3 separate regions of the Homo sapiens genome follow, and all the other regions are linked to region 3. A link is a contact called in ENCODE Hi-C or POLR2A ChIA-PET data. All regions are on one chromosome and are shown on one strand. The core of a region is the stretch at or near the end of the contact, and the rest is flanking DNA. Distances in the headings are between cores, read along the strand shown.

Region 1 (3,517 bases), core at 204-2,703, 110 kb after region 3:
CACTGGACATTTCTTTGTGTGTGCTGCCATGATCTGTGAAGTCTTCTGCTTTTTTGGTTATTTCTCTAACTCATGTTCCTCTAGATTCTTTTGCCCCATTCATTTTTGTTTCAAATACATTTTTGTCTCTTTGTGTCAGAGCCCAACCAGGAAGACAGAAATCATTCCGAATATTTAAAACAGAGGAAAGTTAATGCAATGAGATGAAAGAAACTTAAAAGCCAAACAAGGGATGGTGAGGCAATCCAGAGACCAGCAGCAGCAGGAAGTTGCCGCCACTCCTAGGCTGGAGGGACAAAGGGAGGAGGTGATGCTAGCAGAGCCCAGGGACTGGGATTACCCAGAGGAAGCTGGAACCATGACAGACTTCCTGTGCAAACTGGAGTCGTGGAAGAGAGGGAGCAGCTGCCAGAGATACTACCCCAGGACAGAGGGAGAGGGAAAAATACCCTGACGTCTTCCTTCCTCCTGCTCATCAAACTCCCACCAGAGCCTCCCATTAGCCAAACTCAGCTAGAAGCCAGCTAACACAGGGCCCTGAGAACTGCAGCCGGGAGGGGTCAAGCCCCTCCCACAATACAGAACAGGGGAAGGAAGGGTGAGGATCTCACATCACACAGTCCAGAACCAGCTATATTTGCATGACAAATGTCATACATGTTCACTGTGGAAGTTTCAGAAAATACAGATATGCAAAAATAAAAAGGTAAAAATCATGTTCTATTAGTTCTGAAGAGGTAAGATCCAATCAGCCAGTCCCAGGGTACTGCTGAATGCTACCTGTTTCTCATTAATGATTGAGCAAGCCATGTTCTAGTCTTCTCCCTATCAATAGGCCAAGCACTCTAGCAGTTTGACATTTTGTTATACACACTCTGAGAAATTCAATTTCTCCCTTCTATTAAGTCAAAAGTAAAAAAACCAAAACCAAAAAAAAAAAAACCCCAGATTTTAGAAAGGTTGTTAAGAAAAACTTTATTTCTTCTAGGAACCTGTTTTTGCTTTTTTTCCCAGGTAACATGTGCCATATGATTTATCAGGTTTTCTCTTTTTGCCCAGGCTACTAGGAAACTCAGAGATACATCTCATGCTCCAGACCAGCAACTTTAACCCTTTGGGTAGGCGTGTGCTTCTTCCCTCTTCTGCATGTTCCAAATTGTATTTTATCATATCAACTCTATTATGCATGTGTGTGTGTGTGTGAAGAAGACAGGGATGAATATAGCCACAGAAGGGAGAAGACCTTGAGTTATTGCCCCAGAGAGTTGCTGGGCATCACTTGCCCTGTCCAACTTTGTCCACTCTATGCCAGCTGCCCAGCACTGGGAGAGTCATCTGCCACAGTAGAACAGACTTTTCTGTCACCCTCCTCAACAGCAGATGGCCGCTCTGCACTCATCCGTGTCATACATCATTGCTGAGTGAGACACCACCAACCACTGTGCAAATCACTAAGCGTCTTTGCCTCCAACTCTGTGGTAGGCTGGGAATTATGCCTGCGCACTCAAATCCACTCTATTTCAATAATTTTTCAGCTAAGGGGGCTCAACTGAGCATCGTGACAATGGTAAGGGGTGGAGCTAGGGGCTGTCAGTGGGATTATGGTTAGATTTTTAATTAGATGGGGCATTTTAATTAGGTTGGGCAAAAGCTTTTTCAAGGAGGTGAAAGCATTGTCTCCTCCGGCGAGCACGTCTCTGGCTTATTTAGCTTCCTTGATTCACAAGTTAGTCCCTCTTGAAGTGTTTTTCTTGTACTTTGTTTATTTGAGGCTGATAGTCTGGGCATGGGGCCCAGTTTAATATAATTTTTACTGTTGCTACCACATCCCAAATTCTATTGAGATGGTTGTTATCATTGTTGTTAAGACACCTTACAGTGTCAATTACCAAGGCCAGGTGTACTCCCATACTCCCCCCACCCCAGCGCACCCCTTTTCTTTTCTTTTTTTTTTTTTGAGACGGAGTCTCGCTCTGTTGCCCAGGCTGGAGTGCAGTGGCGCGATCTCAGCTCACTGCAAGCTCCGCCTCCCGGGTTCACGCCATTCTCCTGCCTCAGCCTCCCGAGTAGCTGGGACTACAGGAATCCGCCACCACGCCCGGCTCATTTTTTGTATTTTTAGTAGAGACGGGGTTTCACCATGTTAGCCAGGATGGTCTCGATCTCCTGACTTCGTGATCCTCCCGCCTTGGCCTCCCAAAGTGCTGGGATTACAGACATGAGCCCCTCCGCCCGGCCCCCTTTTCTACTTCACCTATTAGAAATGAAGCTGATGCTTACTCCCGTGCCATTGAGACAATGTGCGTTTGTGACTCTGTAGCATAGCAAAGTAGATATTTGGTAATTATCTGGATAATTTGATTGCGATAGGGAAATAGTTCCAATCACTTAGGTCCTAGAGTTTATCTGTGAGTCTAAAGAACATGAAATCTCCCCCCACATTGCTTATAATTTCCTCTGAGTTCTATAAATACATAGGATGCTTTTACAGCAAATTTCCCTCCCTAATTATGTTTTACATAATCTAATACATTCATATTAGTTTGCCTCCTCTAAGCATATAGCAGCCAAAAGATACCTTGGCTGGAAGGCTAGAGAGGGAAACTGACCACAGTGCATCATCAGTGTAGAGTTAACAGCTGACAATAATAATATAGATTCAGCACTGACAAAAGAAAGGAAATAGTGCAACATTTGGTTTGAAAAGTGTGTGTGTGTGTGCGCGCGCGTGCGTGTGTCTGTGTGTGTTCCAGTGTTCCATTTGGGTCAGACCCTTAGCATGACTTTAGAATGCAGGCGTTTAAGGTGAGGGATTGTAATAATAACCCACTTCAGGAGTGTGGACATTAGCCAATAGACATGCACCTCTGGCTTCCCGCCAAGACCTGAGGTGGAGCCCAGGCCTGGGCTTGTCCACAAGGTTCATGTCTTCAGCAGATACAGTCTTGCTGCAAAGTTGTACTGCACTAACAATGAGACTCACTGGAAAAATAAATAAAATGCTTTAAATGTTTAAATGCATTTCCAAGTATTCATCTTCCAAATATTTAGACCCTGAGCCAATTTGGGCCAAGAGCCCAAGCTTCCTGTACATGCAGGATGGTTCCAGCAATCTCCTGAAGATCAGCAAATATGTAACAACTTAAAATATCATCCTCTCAGAGCCAAAAGAATAATTCCCTAGGTATTGCTCCAGGAAATCAACTTGCTGTCTCTGTCCGAAGTCCTCCTTCATAATGTCTGTAGGAACACATTAGTTTTAGTAACTTTAGTAACTTCTTACAAAGGCCTCCATGAGACCATGGTCTGTGTCCGCTGTGAGACTCCAATATAAACAGGAGTGGGAAAGGAGATTTGAGAGTAGAGACGTGTAGGATGAAAAGGGAAAAGGGAAGAGAGAGAGGTGCAGAAAGAACAAACAGCCTATTGAGGATATTGGTAGCCATAGAAGGTTTTGATGCCTGCACCAAGTCTCGAAGGGTAAGTCTGAGTAAACCAAGGTTGTTTGGTTTTGTTT
Region 2 (3,623 bases), core at 830-3,329, 84 kb before region 3:
CAATGCCTGAGGCTCTCCTCTGTATACCCCAGCATCTTAAACAATCCAGGCTCTCTCTGCTCTCCCCTGTCCATGCATCCTGAAAGTCCAAGCCTACCCTAAAACCCATGCACTAGCACCATCTCCTCATGGGACTGAGGACGGGACCTTCCAAGGGGGTAGTAATAGCCCCTGAAATGTACATAACTCTCAATGCCTTGTAAAGCCCTTTCATATATAATAGCTTATTTGATGTTCACAATTTATCCATGAAGCAGGCGAGGAATATTCTGATTCTGTTTTATGGACGTGAAAGTTGAGGTTCTCAGAAGTAAGGTAAGTGGCAGAACCACCACCATCTACCACATCTTTAGGATCCTTTCTCCTCTACAGTGATTCATAAACCTCTGTACCAAAGGCTCTTAAAAGTCCATGGGAATAACTCCACAATGATGATAAAATAAATTCCCCTCATTGTAAAGCAATTTTTTAAAAACCCATAAAATTATATTAAGTCTATTGAAGCTAACACTGTATTCAAATGCAATAAAATAACTATATAAATGCTTTGCTTAAAAGGACAGCACCCTAATTAAGAAGATTGTTAAAAGGATGGAGCATATGAATACATCTATTACACAGGATTTACTAGAACTCTTTGTACCCACAGCAATAAAGTGGGACCAGCTGTTGCCTGGAACACGGAAACAGCCTTATGAGGTAGAAACTGGATATTATAGTGATTCTTCTTAAAAATGAAGGTGCTTGCACATTCTCTGGATTCCTTCTTACATTTTATTTCATTCAAGATGTATCTTGTATATTTTATGCATCTTCTGTGTCCCAGCTTCTGCATTTGTGGGCAAGCTATCCTTGAATATCCATTTCATGCTTGAATTTGCAGGGCTAAAGACACTTTGCAGCATTGGCTCTTTCTGCCTCTGTAAAATGACATCTTTGTTTGAAAAGCCTTTTTGTTTTTGATGGCTACAAATCCAAGAGACTCCATTTCCAAAAGTCCACTGCCTGTCTGCATTTTTGGGCGTGGGATTCATGATGCCTGTAAAGCGTTCTTCCTTTGTTTACACTTCTTTCGCTGTCTCGGACTTTAGCTGACACTTGGCTCCATGCCATGGTCATGGGCTCTTGTGCCTCTGCTCTATTAGCGAGGCATCTTGTCAACATGGTGGGCCAGCAAGCGTACTGGTGAGATTTCATGCATTCCCTCTCTGTGACATTAGGATGGTGGATGAAAAAGGTAGAAGATAGGTCTGTGCTGGGACTAAGTGCATGGTGGTAAAGGTTGAGTATTACAGTCCACACAGCAAGACAAGGCTCTCATCCCACCTACTTTAAGAAGCAATCCCCAATGGGCCAACAGTCACTAGTTTCCCCGGAGGAGTCATCTCAGCACTTTGAGATCCAGTTTGTTTTACGGTACTCTCCATGTTGCTCTCTGGGTAAAAGAGCATTTTTCTTCTGGTTATATCATGTCTGGGTGTGGAAAGGGGAGTCACTGACTCTGGCTTCACGCTTGGGGTGCTAGCTCAGGTTCAGCATAGAAAAAAGAAAACCATTACAAATATAATATTTCAAGCAGAAAGAGATTGGCTTCATCTAGGAAATTCAGTGCTCACAACATTTTAGAAGAGAAGGAGTAGTAAAAATCAGCTTCTGGTGTTTTGGTTTCAAGATCAACCACTGTTGCTATAAGCTAGAGGTCAGAAAACCTGAGCTCCTGCCACCTCTGTTCCAGACACTGGTGACCAGGGAGTGGAGTGCAGAGCCCAGTTGTTGCTACTTGCTTTTGTTGGCACATCTTGTCTGCTGTCACAGCTGTGGGAAAACAGTCTCCACCTCTCCTCTGCCTTCCAAATAGCATGAAAGTTCATTTCACTGGCAGAATTTAAATCTCACCCAGAACCCTGGCTGCCTTCCAGACCCTTGGAGGAAACACAAATGAGAGTAAGAGTAGATGTCTACTGTCAGCAGATAATATCTAGTATGGCACTTTGGTTGCTGTTTAGTGACTTTTTTTTTTTTTCTTTTTCCCATAGGAGGATAAGGTGAGATTCCTTCACAAATGGTGGCTCCAACTGGAATTCATTGTCCCAAATTCTGAGAACTCCTGAGGAAAGATCCAAAAGTAATATGGCTCAAGATTTTTGAACTGCCCAGGCTCTACTCAGGCTCTTGGACATCTTGCCCATCTCAAAGGTTTGTTTTTTCTCTGCAACAATGTTCAATATGGTGTAGGCAAAGAAACAGCATTTGGAATCATAAGATGAGGGTTTGCATTTCACCTCTACCTCTTTCTACATCAAAGGCATTTCACTGGCAGAACTGAAATCTCACTCAGAACCCTGGCTGCCTTCCAGATGCTAGGAGGGTAGGAGTAGATGTTTACTGTCAGCAATATCTAGTGTGGAACTTTGGTTGCTTTTGGGTAGTCCAACCTTTTGGCTTTCCTGAGCCACACTGGAAGAAGAAGAATTGCCTTGGGCCACACATAAAATACACTAACATTAATGATAGCTGATGAGCAAAAAAGACCTCATAATGTTTTAAGAACATTTACAAATTTGTGTTGGGCAGCATTCAAAGCCATCCTGGCTGCGTGTGGCCTGTGGGCCATGGGTTGGACAAGCTTGTTCTAGATGTTCATTTATTATTTCTGAGCCTCAGTTTCTCATTTGAACTATGAAGAAAATGATTGGATTATTGCTAGAATCCAGGGGAAGAATGGATTTGTAAACTGTAACGCTTGCTTTAGAGACTGGGAGTGCAAGTGGATGATAGGTCTCAGCTGTATCCCTGACCTGATGTGGCTCTTAGCCTAAGAAAGTCATCTCATCCAAGGGCTTGCCCTCTTTCTGGGGCAGCCTGTATTCAATGACCAGGGAGAAGAGAAGGGATACAAATATCTCAGTCCCCTAAAGGGCCCTCCAGCTCTTGAGCTCCCCGTGGTATCAGATGAGGATTCTACTGGAACATCATCACAGTTCAAGTTCTCTCTCTGCCCTCTCCTGTGTACCTTGCCCTGTGATCCAGGGGACAGATGTTGATCCAGAGGACACTCCTCCCAAAACCTCCTTGCACAAAAATTTCTGTCTGGGATTCTGTTTCCTGGGAAACCCAAACATCAACACTGGCTTAGCAGAAAAGGAATTTATTAAAGGATAATAAGTAGCTCATAGGATCTCTAGGAAGGCCAGCAAGCCAGGCGTGGAGAACGCGTTCTAAGAAACAAAGCCTCAGATCACTCCCTAAGATAGCTCCCTGGGAAATCTACAGAGAAAGATGGGACTCATAAAGTGGGGGATATCTTCAAATGTAGGAAGGAGATTCAGATACTGGAATCAACAACAAAAGAAAAGGCAAATGCCTGGGAAGCCTCATTGTGATGTTAGTTATGGAAATATTTGGTAATAGATTCTTGCAAAAGTACAATTATACTTTATTAGAGGTCTTTGTAGGGGTCATAATCTTAACCCACAGTCAATTTACCAGATCAGTAGAAGGGCTGTTTTTGGTCGGAGAATGGTGCACTGCCTTTGGAAGCAGAAAGTCTGGACCAAGAATAGATGCACAGTAGATAATCAAAAAATGAATCCTAAATACTCAGTTTCCCTACGGTTCAGACT
Region 3 (3,348 bases), core at 301-2,800:
CACTCACGCTGGGAGCTGTAGACTGCAGCTGTTCCTATTTGACCATCTTGACTCCACCCCCCTTAAATTTTTATTCTAATGCACATTAACGTAAATATCACACTATTTTTTATGTCTATTTATATTCACCTGTTTTGGCGTGAAAGGTAATATTACGTTGAAAAACATCTTTTTTTTTCTCTTTTAGTATTAAACTTTTATTTTAAGCTCAGGGGTAGATGTGCAGGTTTGTTTAGATAAACTTTTGTCATGAGGGTTTGTTGTACAGATTTTTTTTTTTTTTTTTCTTTTGGAGATGGAGTCTCACTCTGTCACCCAGGCTGGAGTGCAGTGGTGTGATCTCGGCTCACTGCAACCTCCACCTCCCAGGTTCATGCAATTCTCTCCTGCCTCAGCCTCCTGAGTAGCTGGGATTACAGGCACATGCCACCACGCCTGGCTAATTTTTGTATTTTTACTAGAGACGGGGTTTTGCCATGTTGGCCAGGCTGGTCTCGAACTCCTGACTTCACGTGATCTGCCTGCCTCAGTCTCCCAAAGTGCTGGGATTCCAGGCATGAGCCACCATGCCTGGCCTGTTGTACAGATTATTTTGTCATCCAGATGTTAAGCCTAGTGTACATTAATTACGTTTCCCAATCCTCTCCCTCCTCGACCCTCCACCCTCTGCTGGGCCCCAGTGTCTGTTGTTCCCCTCTCTGTTTCCATGTGTCAACATCACACTATTAACATTTGTAAATGTATATCTGTGTATCACCCCCAAATTATCATGCTTACCCTATGAGTACCCGTACCACAGATTGAGCAAAACCAGCTTTAAGTACTCAGCTCGGCTGCCCTGCGTTAGTCACCTCCCTCCACCAGTGCATACCATGAGCATAAAATAGTTTCTGGGAGGTCAGTGATTCACTTGGTATTTACTTGTTTTCTAGACTTTAGGAAAAAGGAAATCTTTCTATATGAAAATCATGTACACATCTACAGAAAACCTCATCTTTGTTGTGTTCCAGAGCTTTAAAAGCAAGCAGCACATCTGCTGCAACATCCTCTCATGCCTGCATCAGAGCCTGGAGCCCACCTTGACTGGCGCCCACACCTGGCAGGAAAGGTGAAGGTCCTGTGCTTGCTCCTCCTCTGCTCTGCTGGTCACCAGCTGGTGGGTCAGTCAGCTGGACCTGCACAACATTGAGGAGGCTGGTGGTGACCGCTGCAGCTCTGCATAGTTGGGGATTTGGGGATGTGGAAGGAAATTGTTTAACTCTCTGGTGGAATCAAACCAATCAATATCGCTATTTGGGCTTTCAATTAAAAACAGAACAATAAATCCTATCCTCCTTTTTCGCAAAGCTTCACTTATGTCCTACATTTGTGTTACTGACAGGAAGTTGGGGGCTGCAGAGAGTAAATTTTGGTATGCTAGGTATATGCCCCTACAAGGAAGATCAGTGCTCAATAATAATGAGAAGACTTCCTGGCTTTTCCTGCCAACTCCCAGGAAGGGTTTACTGCCTTGCAAAGAGTTCTAACTTCTTCAAAACAAGCTCTCAGGAAAGGGCCGGAGAGTAGCTCTTTGTTAATCATTGATTTTACTGAAGTGATTCCAGGGATCGCAGGTGCAAACAGCCTGTAGGACCAGCTTTAGAAAAAGCCATGTCACAAAGACACGTGGCATTTGACGTGCACATCAGCATTAGAGATCAAAAGGGACTCTGTGTCTGTAGGACTGGAGAAGGTATGACCTGTCTAAGGAAGACCCCCTGGTGCCAGTTGTTGGTTTGTGTGTGTGTGTGTGTGTGTGTGTGTGTGTGTGTGTGTGTGTGTGTGTTTGTTTTGAGATGGAGTCTGGCTCTGTTACCCAGGCTGGAGTGCAGTGGCACGATTGCAGCTCACTGAAACCTTGGCCTCCAGGGTTCAAGTGATTCTCCTGCCTCAGCCTCCTGTGTAGCTGGGACTACAGGCATGCGCCACCAAGCCCAGCTAATTTTTGTATTTTTAGCAACAGGGTTTCGCCATGTTGACCAGGCTGGTCTCGAACTCCTGACCTCAGGTGATCCACCCACCTTGGCCTCCCAAAGTGCTGGTATTACAGGCATGAGCCACTGTGCTGGGCCGCCAGCTGGTTTTGATATACATGTTCTAGTCTTCCGATTTGTAAAATAATCCGAAGATACAGATTTTTTTTTCCCATGAGAAATTTCCTGGTAGTTTGTAACTTTAGAAACAGATAAAAGAAGGACACTGAAGAATCTAAAAACCAAAAATGAGTGGACTGAACCATAAGTCACCATTGGACAAACTTTTGGCATTACCTTTTATCACAGGACTCCATATTGTAGAACTTCTCTGCCATTGTTGTATAAAGAAGTTGATTCCTCTTTATCAGTTGGATAGGGTTATGGAGAAGTCAAGAGAGTGAGAGATGGAATAAACAGATTAGATTGTGTTAAAGTTCTGCTTTTTTGGTAAACATAAAACTGGTTCAATATCTGCAGTTTCAAAAAGTTTAACCTAGGTTCCTCAAAAAATTAAAAATAGAATTGCCATATGATCCAGCAATTCTACTTCTGAGTATACAACAAAAAGAATGGAAAACAGGATCTCAAATAAATACTTGTACATCCATGTTTATGGCAGCATAGTTCATTGTATTAGGCTGTTGTTGCATTGTTACAAAGAAATACCTAAGACTCAGTAATTTGTAAGAAAAGAGGTTTAATCGGCTCATGGTTCTGTAGGCTGTGCAGGAAGCATAGCAGCATCTGCTTCCAGGGAGGTCTCAAGAAGCTTCCAGTCATGGTGGAAGGCAAACAGGAAGCAGCCACATTTCATGGCAAAAAAAATAGGAGCAAGGAGCGGGGGAGGTGCCAAACACTTTTAAATGATCAGATCTCACAAAAACGTACTATCACTAGGACAGTACCAAGGGGGATGGTGATAAATCATCCATGAAAAATCCACCCCCATGATCCAATCACCTCCCACCAAGCCCCACTTCCAATATTGAAGATTACATTTCCATATGAGATTTGGGTGGGGACACACACCCAAACTCTATCATTCATAATAGCTAACATGTAGGAGCAACCCAAGTGTCCACTGATGAATGAATGGATAAACAAAATGTGGTACACACATATAATAGAATATTATTCAGCTGCAAAAAGGAAGGAAATTCTGACACATGGATGAAACTTGAGGACAGTATGCTAAGTGAAATCTGCCAACAACAAAAAAAGACAAATAGTGCATGATTCCACTTATATGAGGTACTTAGAATAATCAAAACCATAGAAACAGAAAGTACAGTGGTGGTTGCCAGAGGCTTGTGTGGAGGAGGGAATGGAGTTA

The links. Hi-C counts contacts between places; a loop is a spot of excess contacts on that map. ChIA-PET counts read pairs that join two places held with the same protein, here RNA polymerase II (POLR2A). Pooled maps may share reads with other maps.
Region 1: a loop to region 3 is called in a map with no recorded cell type, with 3 times the contacts of the local background. The contact joins the promoter of LINC02278 here to the enhancer-like site in region 3. A Hi-C loop is called at or near these places in 1 of 168 maps with a recorded cell type or tissue (lower leg skin), 8 of 37 single-sample maps with no recorded cell type and 8 of 50 pooled maps.
Region 2: a loop to region 3 is called in a map of endothelial cell of hepatic sinusoid, with 2.9 times the contacts of the local background. The contact joins the promoter of LINC02513 here to the enhancer-like site in region 3. A Hi-C loop is called at or near these places in 1 of 168 maps with a recorded cell type or tissue (endothelial cell of hepatic sinusoid). POLR2A ChIA-PET finds 5 or more read pairs at or near these places in 1 of 52 experiments (AG04449).

The regions. Positions count from the first base shown.
Region 1 is chr4:38,562,550-38,566,066 of GRCh38, forward strand. LINC02278 (long intergenic non-protein coding RNA 2278) reads left to right here and starts at 1,454. Exons shown (of 3, transcript NR_146991.1): 1 at 1,454-1,567.
Region 2 is chr4:38,364,835-38,368,457 of GRCh38, forward strand. LINC02513 (long intergenic non-protein coding RNA 2513) reads left to right here and starts at 2,080. Exons shown (of 2, transcript NR_149123.1): 1 at 2,080-2,196. RefSeq lists enhancers at 1,661-1,740, 1,861-2,000.
Region 3 is chr4:38,448,866-38,452,213 of GRCh38, forward strand. LINC01258 (long intergenic non-protein coding RNA 1258) reads right to left here. Exons shown (of 8, transcript NR_110951.1): 5 at 2,310-2,374; 6 at 1,079-1,175. Among named protein-coding and RNA genes, the nearest start is that of LINC01259, 59 kb to the right of the region's middle. RefSeq lists an enhancer at 3,269-3,348. Within about 2 kb of position 1,551, at least 5 of the 41 ENCODE cell types and tissues checked have a DNase peak (open chromatin) inside an H3K27ac peak, as active enhancers do.